2 separate regions of the Homo sapiens genome follow, and region 1 is linked to region 2. Evidence: read pairs that join two places in POLR2A ChIA-PET (ENCODE). Cell type or tissue: Panc1. All regions are shown on one strand.

The links. ChIA-PET counts read pairs that join two places held together with the same protein. Peaks named below come from ENCODE experiments on the same cell type or tissue, not always from the same donor. Only the 100,000 strongest peaks of a DNase experiment are listed, where the experiment ranks them.
Region 1: POLR2A ChIA-PET joins it to region 2 with 10 read pairs; 3 of 35 experiments call an interaction of 5 or more read pairs at or near these places.

Annotation. Positions count from the first base shown.
Region 1 is chr10:100,354,563-100,362,562 of GRCh38, forward strand. It overlaps SCD (stearoyl-CoA desaturase), which reads left to right. Exons shown (of 6, transcript NM_005063.5): 4 at 1-70; 5 at 1,970-2,202; 6 at 6,172-8,000. The coding sequence ends at 6,371. Among named protein-coding and RNA genes, the nearest start is that of SCD, 11 kb to the left of the region's middle. RefSeq lists an enhancer at 15-515. In Panc1, no CTCF peak of the experiment used is centred here; no DNase peak of the experiment used is centred here; H3K27ac peaks cover 5,381 bases.
Region 2 is chr10:99,987,046-99,995,045 of GRCh38, forward strand. All of the region lies in intron 1 of DNMBP (dynamin binding protein), which reads right to left. Among named protein-coding and RNA genes, the nearest start is that of DNMBP, 19 kb to the right of the region's middle. In Panc1, no CTCF peak of the experiment used is centred here; no DNase peak of the experiment used is centred here; H3K27ac peaks cover 711 bases.

The DNA of each region.
Region 1 (8,000 bases), 370 kb after region 2:
TCAAAGAGAAGGGGAGTACGCTAGACTTGTCTGACCTAGAAGCTGAGAAACTGGTGATGTTCCAGAGGAGGTGAGTGAAGCCCTGATGGAGGTGGGGATATGGCCCTGGCACCTGGTCATTAGGGACCCCATTTTTTCTCCTGAGACTTTCAAAATATAAGCTGAGAAATTTGCTGGGTTTGCATGTTCACAATCTTAATTTAAAATCCCAATTTTTAACATCCCACGGGCCCGTAGCCATAGACTATTGCTCCATTTCTTTCTCTCTGACTATCTTAATTAAACCCATTACATTCAAGAGATGTTTATTGTCCTAGGACAGTCATAGATTCAAAGATGATTATAGCCTAGTTGCCTAGGTTTGTTTGTTTGTTTTTGTGTTTGTGTTTCAACAGTCTTTCTCTCTTGCCCAGGCTGGAGTGCAGTGGCACAATCATGGCTCACTGCAGCCTTGACTTCCCAGGCTCAAGCAATCCTTCTACCTCAACCTCCTGAGTATCTGGGACTACAGGCACACACCGCCATGCCTGGCTAATTTTTTGTGGGGACAAGGTCTCACTCACTATATTGCCCAGGCCGGTAGCTTAGTTCTTACCTTCAAAAAGTTTGTAGCCTATCGGGGTGGAGAGATAAGCCAAGTATCCAGATAACCATGGCATAAGGCAGAATATTTTCTGTACTATGAGAGGTACAAAGGGGAGGGAGATTGCTCAATGGGCAACACCAAGGAAGTGATATGAAATAAATAGTGTTGGAATCCACCAACGGATAGAAATTTTTACAACTATGTGTGGGGAGAGACAGTGCAAACAGAAGAAACAGAATGAGCTAAAACACGAAGCATGTTCCAGCAATAGAGTCCTTTTGCTTGAAGTATAGGGTATGGGAAGAAGTAAGACTGGAGAGACTAATGCCATTCTTGTCGAGTCCTAAAAGCAGACTTAGGACTTAATTCAATAAGCAATAGGAAGCCATTACATCTTTTGAACTGCAATGTGGCATAGTTACGGACGTGCTTTAGGAAGGCTGCTTTTAGAACAAGTGTAAGAAACCACTGAGCCAAAGTGAGAGGTAGGGACATAAGTTAGGTAATGAGGACCCCTGCTAGCGAAGCAGTGGCAGAAATGGAGAAAAGAGTTGGGTGCAGGGAATGTCAGTGATGTAAAAGTCAAAGACTTGACTGCTGAAGGAATGTAGGGAATCAGTGCCCTTGGAATGTCAATGGCCTGGTCTACATTGAGAATGAAGACTGAGAAAGGGCTTCCTGAGGGACAGAGAGCTGCAGGTGATCAAGGACACTCAATGGGTCTCTGAGGGAAAAGAAGACCAAAGAATTAGGGAGTAGCTAGCAGAAAATGGAGGCATGACACTAAACACAGACTGAAAAAGAGTGCTGATTAGAAAGAGAAAGGAGCCCAAAGGCAGATGGGAAAACCAGCCAAGGATGGAGAGACGTCTGTTCATTAGTTTGTAGTTTGGACCTCACCTATCTTACCAATGTGGTATTATGCTCTAGTAAAAAGTCAGCGATGGCCGGGCATGGTGGCTCATGCCCGTAATCCCAGCACTTTGGGAGGCTGAGGCGGGAGGATTGCTGGAAAGTTCAGGCATTCGAGACCAGCCTGGGCAACATAGTGAGACCTCATCTCTACAAAAAATTAAAAACTAAATGGGCACGATGGTTCATGCCTGTGGTCCCAGCTACTCAGGAGGCTGGGGTGGGAGGATCTCTTGGCCCAGGAGTTCAAGGCTGTGGTGAACTAAGGTCACGCCACTGCACTCCAGCCTTGGCAACAGAGTGAGACCCTGTCAAAAAAAACAAACAAAAATAAATAAAACAATGAACTTAGAGTCAGACAAGCAATTCAACATGGAAGAAAGACAGCCCATCCCCTCCCAATTAGTGTGGAAGATCCATGTAGGTGTGGAGTCCCCCTCCATTGACCTGGTGTCTGGTCTGTCAATGTAGGTACTACAAACCTGGCTTGCTGATGATGTGCTTCATCCTGCCCACGCTTGTGCCCTGGTATTTCTGGGGTGAAACTTTTCAAAACAGTGTGTTCGTTGCCACTTTCTTGCGATATGCTGTGGTGCTTAATGCCACCTGGCTGGTGAACAGTGCTGCCCACCTCTTCGGATATCGTCCTTATGACAAGAACATTAGCCCCCGGGAGAATATCCTGGTTTCACTTGGAGCTGTGGGTAAGTCAGCTGTCCAAGTAAGACTACATCCAGTGGTCTGCTGATTAGGGGATTAGGCTAGGAGCCAGAAAAACTAGATAAATCTGTTTTTTATGGCTACTTTGTATCTCAGTTTTTCCACTATAAAATTAGGGGGCAGTATACTGGAAAACGCTTTTGAGAGTCAGGCAACATGTTTTATGTAAAAATGAAAGGATAAGAAACAAAACACAAAAAAACACTGATTTTGATTCCAGGTTCTAAAACAATTTCCAAATGCCATGTATGCTCCGGGCCCGGCGGCTCATGCCTGTAATCCCAGCACTTTGGGAGGCTGAGGCGGGCAGGTCACCTGAGGTCAGGAGTTTGAGACCAGTCTGGCCAACACGGTGAAACCCTGTTTCTATTAAAAAGCAAAACAAACAAACAAAAAAGAAAACCAAATGCCATACATGATGAGCACCTTAGAGTTTTCCTTTCTTTCATCAACTCTGGGCTGGACTGCAGTCTTGCTTGAGGCAAGGAATGCATAAATAGAACAATGGGATCATCTGAGTGGCCAGTAAGCCTGGTGTTTTATGAACTTCAAGTATGCACACAAAGTATTTTTTATCTTTCCACTCTACTCAGATATGCCTTGCTTTAAGAGTGTGCCGTGCCTTACTGTTTGGTGATGCCATTATGAAGGGCATCAAAATAACTGCTGGTGGCCCTTTACTACCACCTACCCTCTTGTCTCCTCTTGTCCTCTATTTTTCTCTCTTCTACTTCTATTCTGGGCTAGGAACATCCCTTCCCCCAACATGCCTTCAGGAATCTCCCAATAAAGCAGTGTGATCACAAGTTCCTGCTCAATTCTCTAATGTTGATCTTATCTTTTCTCTTTTCTTTCCTTTCATTTTCTTTCTTTTCTTTTCTTTTCCTTTCTTTTCTAATGAGACAGGGTCTCACCATGGTGCCCAGGCTGGTCTTGAACCCTGGGCTGAAGTGATCCTCCTGCCTCAGCCTCCCAAAGTATCTACATTTTTTTCTCTGTCCCTCTTTCCAACTGAATATAGACTTTCACCAAGGCCCTGAATGAATTTTCCTTAAATAGATCTGGCGACCTCTTCTTTCCAGTAATTGGTGCTATTGGTCATTCAATAATATCTAGACAACCACACTACTCCACACATTTAGGCAGGTCATTGCCTAACACTCATTTTCTTTTTCTCTTTAAAAATCTTCCTTTATATTCTCAACCTTAACCATCTTTATTATCTTTTAAATTGTTGTTGAGACAGTCTCACTCTGTTGCCCAGGTTTCAGTGCAGTGGTGTGATCACAGCTCACTGCAGCTATGACCTCCTGGGCTCAAGCGATCCTCGGGGTTCAGCCTCCCAAGTAACTGGGATTACAGGTGCATGCCACCATGCTTGGCTAATTTTTCTATTTTTTTGTAGAGACATGGTTTTGCCATGTTGCACAGGCTGGTCTCGAACTCCTGAGCTCAAGTGATCTTCCTGCCTTGGCCTCCCAAAGTGCTGGAATTATAATAGCCGTGAGCCACTGCGCCTGGCCTACTATGTTTATTAAAAGGATTTATTGCCTGTAATCCCAGCACTTTGGGAGGCCGAGGCGGGTGGATCATGAGGTCAGGAGATCGAGACCATCCTGGCTAACAAGGTGAAACCCCGTCTCTACTAAAAATACAAAAAAATTAGCCAGGCGCAGTGGCGGGCGCCTGTAGTCCCAGCTACTTGGGAGGCTGAGGCAGGAGAATGGCGTGAACCCGGGAAGCGGAGCTTGCAGTGAGCCGAGATTCCGCCACTGCAGTCCGCAGTCCGGCCTGGGCGACAGAGCGAGACTCCGTCTCAAAAAAAAAAAAAAAAAAAGATTTATTTGTCTAGGCGTGGTGGCTCACACCTGTAATCCCAGCACTTTGGGAAGCCAAAGTGGGTGGTTCACTTGAGGTCAGGAGTTAGAGATCAGCCAGGCCAATATGGTGAACCTCTGTCTCTACTTAAAAAAAAAAAAAAAAAAAAGTACAAAAAACTTAGCCAGGCATGGTGGCACGTGCCTGTAGTCCCAGCTACTCAGGAGGCTGAGGCAGAAGAATCGCTTGAACCCGGGAGGCAGAGGTTGCAATGAGCCGAGATTGTGCCACTGCACTCCAGCCTGGGTGACAGAGACTCCATCTCAAAAATATATAATAAAAATAAAAGCATTTTTTTTCTCTCTTTTTAACTTTCACATATCTCTTTTCAGGCACCTTCTTACCATTGTGCCTATTCTTACTTTAACCCATGATTAAAATAAATCATATACACTGTATAAATCTGAGATTATCATAGGAATGGAGTTTCTGGCATGAGATGTTTCCTGTATCGCAAATGGATCTATAATGACCTTCCCCACCTCCAGCCTCTGGGTGGCCATGAGTTCAAAGTGGCTGCCAATATCTGACCTGTTGTTGTTATCATTCACTCCTCCTTGCCTGCTGCTTTCCTCCCTTATCACCTCACCCTTTGTTCTCCTCCAGCTCTGTTTCCTGCCACCCTAATCTTTTTGTTTCTTGAATTACCTCCCCCACTGTCACATGCTCATCTTCTCTGCCAAATTAACCTTCTCCCTTGAGCCTTTCTTGGGCTGTCTCTTGCTGCCCCAGTTGCAAAGTCCTGTCTTCTTTCTACCCGTTGACCCTCTTCTTTTTTTTTCCTCCCTTGTCTCTGTGTGCATCTGATTCCATTTTAAATCTGGTAACCAAAGGCCTGGCTAGTGCTTACACACAGCCCAGCTGCAAAACCATTAATGGACATTAATAATCCTCAGTACCTTTATTCCTGGCATTCTACCCCCCTCCTCCCCAGTTCACACTGCAGATCATCAGGTGTCACAGAGAGAGGACATACCTTGAAATGCCCTAGATGATGTCATTTACTTTGCAGGACTTCCTTGCCTTGCTTCTGATTAATGTCATGACTGGTCTGTCTGAGGGTACTGTTATCTACAAAGAGCCAAATATTAGCTCTTAGTAGCTATTCTTTATCCATGCCTGATTAGGGTCAGTATTATTTTTGGCTGTGGTTCAGAAAGAAGAGTCCTGCCAAGCGTTGGCAAACTCTCTATCTGTCGAGTTTCCAAAGCTTTACACGTTAGAGAAATTGCTGTGAATCCAGAATTTGTTTGTTTTCCTCCCTCCAGCAAAGTGAAATGTTCATCCCAAGAGTCCTCAAAATCTCAGAGGTTACAGGGTATTTTTCTTCCTCAGAGAGCTTCTGTTTTATCAGCACCTCCCCCACACCAGGGTCAAAGCTCAAAAAAGTTGGAGCAGCCCCTGGGAACTGCAGTGGCTGAGGACATTCCAGCCCCTGGGCTGGCCTTTCTTCTGATCTTTGGCTGCAGGGCCCACTCTTTTGGAACCTCCCACCCCTAGAGGTGGTTCCAGTGTGGTGGGGAAAGGTGTGCTTCTTTACTCATTTTTTTAAGAGTCATAGCCAGAGTGCTTCATTCTGCAAGGACGTGCACATGCACATGCACACAGAGCCTTGAGGGCAGGGCCAAGAGTGAATTTGGAATTTTCCAACCTGATACCCATTCCCAAAAGTAGGAGCTTCTCTCTAGTCATTTTATCCTCTGAGAAACTGTCAGTTCTCCTCCCACAAGGCTCCCAGACAGCCACGGGTGACCAGGGTCTCCAATCACTCCTTAAGATGCCTTTGACTGGCTGGGCGCAGTGACTCATGACTGTAATCCTAGCACTTTGGGTGGTCAACGTGGGAGGGTTGCTTGCAACATGGCAAGACCCCGTCTCTACAAAAAAAGTAAAATAATAAAAGTAAAGATGCCTCTGAGGGGATCTGTTTGGTTCATATTAAAAGAGACTGAATTCATCCATTCAACAATAGCGAGTTTCTCCCAGGTGTGAGGTACCCTGCTAGCTAACTGGTGTGCACAAATCAAGAAAACCTCAATGCACCGTCACTCCATAACTTCTCGCTTTTGTTTCAGGTGAGGGCTTCCACAACTACCACCACTCCTTTCCCTATGACTACTCTGCCAGTGAGTACCGCTGGCACATCAACTTCACCACATTCTTCATTGATTGCATGGCCGCCCTCGGTCTGGCCTATGACCGGAAGAAAGTCTCCAAGGCCGCCATCTTGGCCAGGATTAAAAGAACCGGAGATGGAAACTACAAGAGTGGCTGAGTTTGGGGTCCCTCAGGTTCCTTTTTCAAAAACCAGCCAGGCAGAGGTTTTAATGTCTGTTTATTAACTACTGAATAATGCTACCAGGATGCTAAAGATGATGATGTTAACCCATTCCAGTACAGTATTCTTTTAAAATTCAAAAGTATTGAAAGCCAACAACTCTGCCTTTATGATGCTAAGCTGATATTATTTCTTCTCTTATCCTCTCTCTCTTCTAGGCCCATTGTCCTCCTTTTCACTTTATTGCTATCGCCCTCCTTTCCCTTATTGCCTCCCAGGCAAGCAGCTGGTCAGTCTTTGCTCAGTGTCCAGCTTCCAAAGCCTAGACAACCTTTCTGTAGCCTAAAACGAATGGTCTTTGCTCCAGATAACTCTCTTTCCTTGAGCTGTTGTGAGCTTTGAAGTAGGTGGCTTGAGCTAGAGATAAAACAGAATCTTCTGGGTAGTCCCCTGTTGATTATCTTCAGCCCAGGCTTTTGCTAGATGGAATGGAAAAGCAACTTCATTTGACACAAAGCTTCTAAAGCAGGTAAATTGTCGGGGGAGAGAGTTAGCATGTATGAATGTAAGGATGAGGGAAGCGAAGCAAGAGGAACCTCTCGCCATGATCAGACATACAGCTGCCTACCTAATGAGGACTTCAAGCCCCACCACATAGCATGCTTCCTTTCTCTCCTGGCTCGGGGTAAAAAGTGGCTGCGGTGTTTGGCAATGCTAATTCAATGCCGCAACATATAGTTGAGGCCGAGGATAAAGAAAAGACATTTTAAGTTTGTAGTAAAAGTGGTCTCTGCTGGGGAAGGGTTTTCTTTTCTTTTTTTCTTTAATAACAAGGAGATTTCTTAGTTCATATATCAAGAAGTCTTGAAGTTGGGTGTTTCCAGAATTGGTAAAAACAGCAGCTCATAGAATTTTGAGTATTCCATGAGCTGCTCATTACAGTTCTTTCCTCTTTCTGCTCTGCCATCTTCAGGATATTGGTTCTTCCCCTCATAGTAATAAGATGGCTGTGGCATTTCCAAACATCCAAAAAAAGGGAAGGATTTAAGGAGGTGAAGTCGGGTCAAAAATAAAATATATATACATATATACATTGCTTAGAACGTTAAACTATTAGAGTATTTCCCTTCCAAAGAGGGATGTTTGGAAAAAACTCTGAAGGAGAGGAGGAATTAGTTGGGATGCCAATTTCCTCTCCACTGCTGGACATGAGATGGAGAGGCTGAGGGACAGGATCTATAGGCAGCTTCTAAGAGCGAACTTCACATAGGAAGGGATCTGAGAACACGTTGCCAGGGGCTTGAGAAGGTTACTGAGTGAGTTATTGGGAGTCTTAATAAAATAAACTAGATATTAGGTCCATTCATTAATTAGTTCCAGTTTCTCCTTGAAATGAGTAAAAACTAGAAGGCTTCTCTCCACAGTGTTGTGCCCCTTCACTCATTTTTTTTTGAGGAGAAGGGGGTCTCTGTTAACATCTAGCCTAAAGTATACAACTGCCTGGGGGGCAGGGTTAGGAATCTCTTCACTACCCTGATTCTTGATTCCTGGCTCTACCCTGTCTGTCCCTTTTCTTTGACCAGATCTTTCTCTTCCCTGAACGTTTTCTTCTTTCCCTGGACAGGC
Region 2 (8,000 bases):
TCGGGAGGCTGAGGCGGGAGAATGGCATGAACCCGGGAGGTGGAGCTTTCAGTGAGCTGAGATCGCGCCACTGCACTCTAGCCTGGGCGACAGAGCAAGACTCCATCTCAAAAAAAAAAAAAAAGAAATCTCTAACAGGAGATGGGGGCACTAACATGACATGTAAAGAAAATAAGACCAGGCAGGGTGGCTCATGCTTGTAATCCGAGCATTCTGGGAGGCCGAGGCTAGGATCACTTGAGGCTAGGAGCTAGAAACCAGCCTGGGCAACATAGTGAGATCTCATCTCCACAACAAATAAATAAGAAAAAGAAAATAATATATCCACATGAAAACCCATGAATCTGGGGATAAAACATTACGAAGAGTAGCTGGGATAAGATAAGAGTAGCTGGGATAAGGGAGAGGCTGGGTGCAGTGGTTCACGCCTGTAATCCTAGCACTTTGGGAGTCCAAGGCAGGTGGATCACCTGAGGTCAGGAGTTCGAGACCAACATGGCCAACATGGCAAAACCCTGTCTCTACTAAAAATATAAAAATTAGCTGGGCATGATGGTGTGCACCTGTAGTCCCAGCTACTTGGGAGCTGAGGCAGGAGGATCACTTGAACCCAGGGGAGGTGGAGGTTGCAGTGAGCTGAGATCATGCCACTGCACTCCTGCCTTGGCAACAGAGTAAGACCCCATGTCAAAAAAAAAAAAAGATGAAAGGAGAAAGAAACAGGTGGGAGATTTATATTACAGACTGCTATGAGAGAGAACAAAAAGGATATTTTAATAATATTACAAAATTGATACAGAAACTAACAGTAGCATGTGGTAGTTGATATAAACTGGACTACTAACTTCCTAACAATTAGCAAATGCATATGATCACAGGTCGATTAATTAACTATGTCCTAGAGACTCCACAGACTTTTGCGGGGCCATCTAGGCAGTTAGCATGTCTGATCATTGGGATTCCTGCTCAGAGGCAGGCGGGGGAAATAGTTCACAACTTCACACCAGTTCTGCAGTGTTTCATTTTGCTTAATAAAAAAAAAAATCATGAATAGTTGTTGAATTTTATCAAATGCTTTTCCTGCGTCCAATGAGATGACCATTTTCCCCCTTTATTCTGATGTCATAAGTTTAAATGTTAAATCAACCTTGCATTCCTGGGATAAATTCTACTTGCTTATGATGTATTATCCTCTTTAGAGACTTCAATTTTCAATTTGGTACTTTTTTGTTACAGATTTTTACACCTGTGCTCTCAAGGGTTATTAGTCTATAACTCCCTTTTCTTTAAATGTCCTTGTCAGATTTGCATATAAGGGTTAGTCTTGCTCTGTTCGTGCCTGGCCCACTGGGTACAGGAAAGGAAGAAGGGCTCCAATGATACCTAAAATTAAGTTTTCCAATAGCCAGGTAGAGGGGAGCTTAGAATAGGTAAAATGAGATTAGATAAGTAAATATCTAATGTCTTTACACCATAGTGTTATGAATTAGAATTCATACTAGCAACACTGAAACGAGACAAAGATCAGTGCATCATTTAACCACCATAATTCACAATTTGTCCCCACTCCTCTAGCAATATCTTGATATCTCTGACAATTTTATTTTTATTTTTATTTATTTATTTATTTATTTGAGACGGAGTCTTGCTCTGTCACCCAGGCTGGAGTGCAGTGGTTCAATCTTGGCTCACTGCAACCTCTGCCTCCTGGGTTCAAGTGACTCTCCTGCCTCAGCCTCCCGAGGAGCTGGGACTACAGGCATGAACCACCATACCCGGCTAATTTTTGTATTTTTAGTAGAGATGGGGTTTTACCATGTTGGCCAGGCTGGTCTCAAACTCCTGATCTCAAGTGATTTGTCTGCCTCGGCCTCCCAAAAGTGCTGAGATTATGGGCGTGAGCCACTGCACCCAGCCAACTTTTAGCCCTTTCTATACCCATGTCCATTCACCTCTATATTCAAACTTTTTCAGCTACTTCTTATTCTTATAATATATACGCTAGTAGACAGAACTGCTATTCAATAATCCTCACCCTCTTGTAGGAATTATATATCCTTACAAGATGTGTAATTATATGTGTATAATAATGTATATCATTATGTATATCATTAATAGTATACAAATATAGAATTGCATATCCATACCCTTTACTGTGTAATCATGCAGTGCCTCCCACTACAGGCAGAGTATGTTTCCCTGTCACATTTTGGTAGGACTTGGAGTGGAGTGGAGATGGCATAAGCACAGGCTTTCAGCCATTATTTTATGGTTTGGCCTGTCCTCTGGTGCTCCTGTAATCTGCCATTAGAAGAGCATGCCCTGAAAGCCCCTGGCTCTTTAGCCTGGGCCCCAGAATGAAGACAAGAAAAAACAGACTTGAGGCCAGGCGCAGTGGCTCACGCCTGTAATCCCAGCACTTTGGGAGGCTGAGGCAGGTGGATCATCTGAGGTCAAGAATTCGAGACCAGCCTAGCCAAGAAGGTGAAGCCCCATCTCTACTAAAAATACAAAAATTAGCCAGGTGTGGTGGTGGGCACCTGTGATCCCAGCTATTTGGGACACTGAGACAGGAGAATCACTTGAACCTGGGAGGCGGAGGTTGCAGTGAGCCGAGATCGCGCCATCGCACTCCAGCCTGGGCAACAAGAGCGAAACTCTGTCTCAAAAAAAAGAAAAAACAGACTTGAACCCAAATGGAAGACTATAGGATTCAACCTAGTCTAGCTCAGATCAGCTAAACTGCTATGTACCCCCTCTTCTATTAAACTGCTATGTACCCCCTCTTCTATTAAACTGCTATGTACCCCCTCTTCTATTAAACTGCCCCCTCTTCTATTAAACCCATACATAACTCTTACCATCTGAGTTAACTATTCTCTTTTGGATCCATCCCTGTTTCCTGTATGTCCTACAGGGCAGGGATTCTTTTTGTCTATTTTATTCACTGATGTCAATCAAGCACCTAGAGTTCTGCCTGATACACAGTAAGCCCTCCGTAAATATTTGCATGATGAATGGTTTAACATACTGAACTGTCTTAATTTATACATCAAAACGTACATTCACATTCCCAGTGATCACACTATTCTTTCCCACAGAGGTACATGAGGTTTCACAGGACTTATTTCCAGGTTAGGAAGGTTGGGTTTTGTTTTTTGGGCAATTAGCGGCACCTGAAGATTTTTTAGTAGGCAGATACAATGGTTAAAATTAGGATTGGCTGGCTAGGCGTGGTGGCTCATGCCTGTAATCCCAGCACTTTGAGAGGCTAAGGTGGGCAGATGGCTTGAGCTCAGGAGTTTGAGACCAGTCTGGGCAACATGGTGAAACTCATCTCTACTGAAAATACAAAAATTAGCTGGGCATGGTGGCGTGCAACCATAGTCCCAGCTACTCGGGAGGCTGAGGTGGGAGGATGGCTTCCACCCAGGAGGCAGAGGTTGCAGTGAGCTGAGATACACCACTGCACTCCGGCCTGGGTGACAAAGCCAGATCCTGTCTCAAAAAAAAAAATAAAAAATAGGATTGGTTGCAAATGACTAAACACCCCAAATTAATGAATAAAAAAAAAAAAAAGGACAAGAAAGACAGTGTGTGTATAAGTGTATATATATACACACATATACATATATACACACATATATATACACACACATATATACACACATATACACACAAATATACATATATATGCACATGTATATACACATATATACACATATATACACATATATACACACATATATACACACATATATACACATATATATATATACACATATACATATACACACACACACACACATATATATATATATATATAGCTTTTTCCAGGTGAAGGCAAAGATATTCTAAGCAACATCATTATTCTGGTTGTTTCTCTTCATCTCATTTTTTAAAAACAGGTTTATTGAGACATAATTCACATACTATACAATTCACCCATTTAAAGTGTACAATGAGTTTTTAGCATATTCAGAGTTGTGTGACCATTATCACTATCAATTTTAGAACTTCAAAACCTCATAAAGAATTTTTTTTTTTTTTTGAGATGAAGTCTCACTCTCTTGCCCAAGCTAGAGTGCAGTGGCGTGATCTCGGCTCACTGCAACCTCTGCCTCCCGGGTTCAATCGATTCTCCTGCCTCAGCCTCCTGAGTAGCTGGGACTACAGGCACGTGCCACCATGCCCGGCTGATGTTTGTATTTTTAGTAGAGACAGAGTTTCACTATGTCAGCCAGGGTGGTCTCAAACTCCTGACCTCGTGATCTGCCCACCTCGGCCTCCCAAAGTGCTGGGATTACAGGCGTGAGCCACCGCGGCCGGTCTGAGAAATTTTATACTCACTAGCAGTCACTTCCCATTTCCCCACAACATCCCCTCTCCTCTCCAGCCCTAGGCAAACACTAATCTACTTTCTCTATATATAGATTTGCCTATTTGGGACATTTCATATAAATGAAATCATGTAATATGTGGTCTTTTGTGATTGGCTTCCTAGTACAATGTTTTCAAGGTCTTCATATCATTTTAAAATAGAAATATGATCAGCTTCATCATGAAGACCTTGAAAACATTGTGCTAAGAAGCCAATCACAAAAGACCCCATATACTCTGGGAGGCCAAGGCAGGCGGATCACAAGGTCAGGAGATCGAGACCATCCTGGCTAACATGGTGAAACCCCATCTCTACTAAAAATACAAAAAGTTAGCCAGGCGTGGTGGCAGGCGCCTGTAGTCCCAGCTACTCGGGAGGCTGAGGCAGGAGAATGGTGTGAACCCAGGAGGCGAAGTTTGCAGTGAGCCGAGATTGCACCACTGCACTCCTACCTGGGTGACAGAGCGAGACTCCACCTCAAAAAAAAAAAAAAAAAGAAATATGATCAGCTTAGAGCGTATGTAAGTTAAGCTGGGAGCAGTAGCACATGCCTGTAATCTCACCACTTTAGGAGGCCAAGGGGGCAGATGGCTTGAGCTCAGGAGTTCAAGACCAGCCTGGGCAACATAGTGAGACCCCATCTCTAAAACAAAAAATCCAAAAATTGGGCGGGTGAGGTGGCATGTGCCTATTGTCCCAGCTACTTGGGAGGCTAAAGTGGGAGGACTGCTTGAGTCCAGGATGTTGAGGCTGCAGTGAGCTGAGATCACACCACTGCACTCCAGCCTGGGTGACAGAGCAAGATCCCGTCTCAAAAACAAAACAAAACAAAATGTAATAGTTAAGAGCACAGACTATAGAGCCAGACTACCTAGATCTATATGGCAGCTCCATCCCTTATTACAGCAATTACTTAACTTTTTATTAAAACAATTACTTAATTACTTACTTGCTTCTTTGGAGCAAGTTAATTCTCTGTGTCTTAACTTTCTTATCTGTAAAATGGGTTTAATAATAGAACCTGGCTGGGTAAAGTGGCTCACGCCTGTAATCCCAGCACTCTGGGAGGCTGAGGCAGGTAGATTGCCTGAATCTAGGAGTTTTTTTTTTTTTTTTTTGAGACGGAGTCTGGCTCTGTCACCCAGGCTGGAGTGCGGTGGCGTGATCTCGGCTCACTGCAAGCTCCACCTCCTGGGTTCACGCCATTCTCCTGCCTTAGCCTCCCGAGTAGCTGGGACTATAGGCGCCCGCCACTAAGCCCGGCTAATTTTTTGTGTTTTTAGTAGAGATGGGGTTTCACCGTGTTAGCCAGGATGGTCTCGATCTCATGACCTCGTGATCTACTCGCCTGGGCCTCCCAAAGTGCTGGGATTACAGGCATAAGACACCGCATCCGGCCGAGTCTAGGAGTTTTAAGACCAGACTGGGCAACATGGTGAAATCTGGTCTCTACAAAAAATACAAAAAATTAGCTGGGCATGGTGGTGTGCAACTGTAGCCCCAGCTAGTCAGGAGGCTGAGGTGGGAGGATCACTTGAGCCCAGGAGGTCAAGGCTGCAGTGAGTGGTGATTGCACCCTCTAATCTGGGCTACAGAGCAAGACCCTGACTCAACATAAAAATAAAAATAAAGATTCAACATAAAAATAAAAATAAAACCTGCTCATAGGGTTGTAATGAAATTAATATATGTAAAGCACTGAAAATAGTACCTCACAAATAGTAAGCATTACACCAGTGTCAGCTATTATCATTATCTGCATTAAAGAGAGAGGAATTGTAGATAGACACTCCCAAAACCTTTTTCATAGCATTGGGATGTATTCTGGTATTTAATATGTTTGAAAATGAATGTCTCAGGAATGGAAAATGAGCACTGACTGCTACTGGGTATGAAGTTTCTTTTGGGGGTAATGAAAATGCTCTGGAATTAGTGGTGAATGGGTGTACAACTTTGTGGATATACTAAAAACCACTGAATTATATACTTTTAAAAGGTGAATTTTATGGTATGTGAATTGTATCTCAATTTTTAAAAGTAAGTGTCTCTCCTCTTTCCGAAATCTCTATACTTCACACAAAATAGTGAAGGCAGGCCAGGCATGTTGGCTCATGCCTGTAATCCCAGCATTTTGGGAGGCCAAGGGGGTTGGATCACTTGAGGCCAGGAGTTCAAGACCAGTCTGGGCAACATAGTGAGACTGTCTCTACAAAAATTTATTAAAAATTAGCTGGGCATGCTGGTGTGCACCTGTAGTCCTAGCTACTTGGGAGGCTGAGGTGGAAGGATCGCTTAAGCCTGGGAGATTTGAGGCTGCAGTGAGCTGTGATCATGCCACTGCATTCCAGCCTGGGCAACAAAGCAAGACCCTGTCTTTAAAAAAACTGTGAAGGTAGAAAAAAAATAGAGAAGGCATACATGAATATTCTGCCTTGAAAAAAGCTAGAAATTTAAATAGCTTCCCTATTCTGCCACCCACATCCACCTCCCCTCCCCTACAAAGTTTTTCCTACACTTAATGTTTTAATAGATACTTTAAACTTGTGTTTTATGCCTGTTATAGGATGGGCATGGAGGGTAGGTAACAAACACAGTGTTTGATTAAGTGAACTTTCACTGGGTGGATGATGCTACATAAAAGAGCAAATTTAAAGAGAAGTCATATTTGCTACTGAATTGTATTAAGTAATAACTACATAACAGTTAGGAGCCCAGACTCCAGTCAGACAGAATTTAGTTTCAATTTCTGGCTCTGCCATTTATCAAGCTATGTGACCTTGGGCAAGTTACTTAAACCCCTCTGAACTTTAGTTTCCTCATCTGTAATGGAAGATAATAACAGTAATTTATTTCATAGGGCGTATAAGGATTAAATTTGATAATGTAGGTAAAACATTTAATACATTTCCTGGCAAATGGTACATACAGTACTCAGTAAATGTCAGCAATGAGAACAGTGATGACAATGGCGGGTGATGACGATTATGACCATCATCACCCAGGCGGAGGGGAACATAAATAATAGGGATGAGACAGCAGGCTCTAGGCGGGGCCAACTTCTCAAAACTGCTGCTGTCTTCTTGAGAGGAAGGGGGAGTCATGTGACTCTGTGGTTACTGGTCACCAGGACAACGCAATTGACGTGCCCCTCTACTCTAAGCTCTAAAATGAGCTGTGTCTTCACAGCAGACCCACAAGGATTTGGCAGAAGTTTATAAATGAGATCCCTGCATATGGGTCCAGGAAAGCCTTTGCCAAATGCCTTCCAGGAATAGAAGAGGGATATGAAATCAATTTACTGACTGTTCTAAAACATATCCTGTACTTCTAGGAAAAACATTGGCATTACTGTTAAATCCTTTAAACACATCAAACTATGATTCTCATCATCTTTTCTTTGGGGCTCCTGCAATAGCTTCCTAAATGGCTACCTACCAATCTTATCTGCCTTTGTCCTATTTTCCACACCCAACTAGGATTATCTTCTTAAAAATGGTTTTGTTTGTTTGTTTAAAGAGACAGGGTCTTGCTATGTTGCCCAGGCTGGACTCAAACTCCTACTCAAGTGATCCTATGGCTTCAGCCTCCCAAGCAGCTGGGCATGCGCCACTGTGCCCAG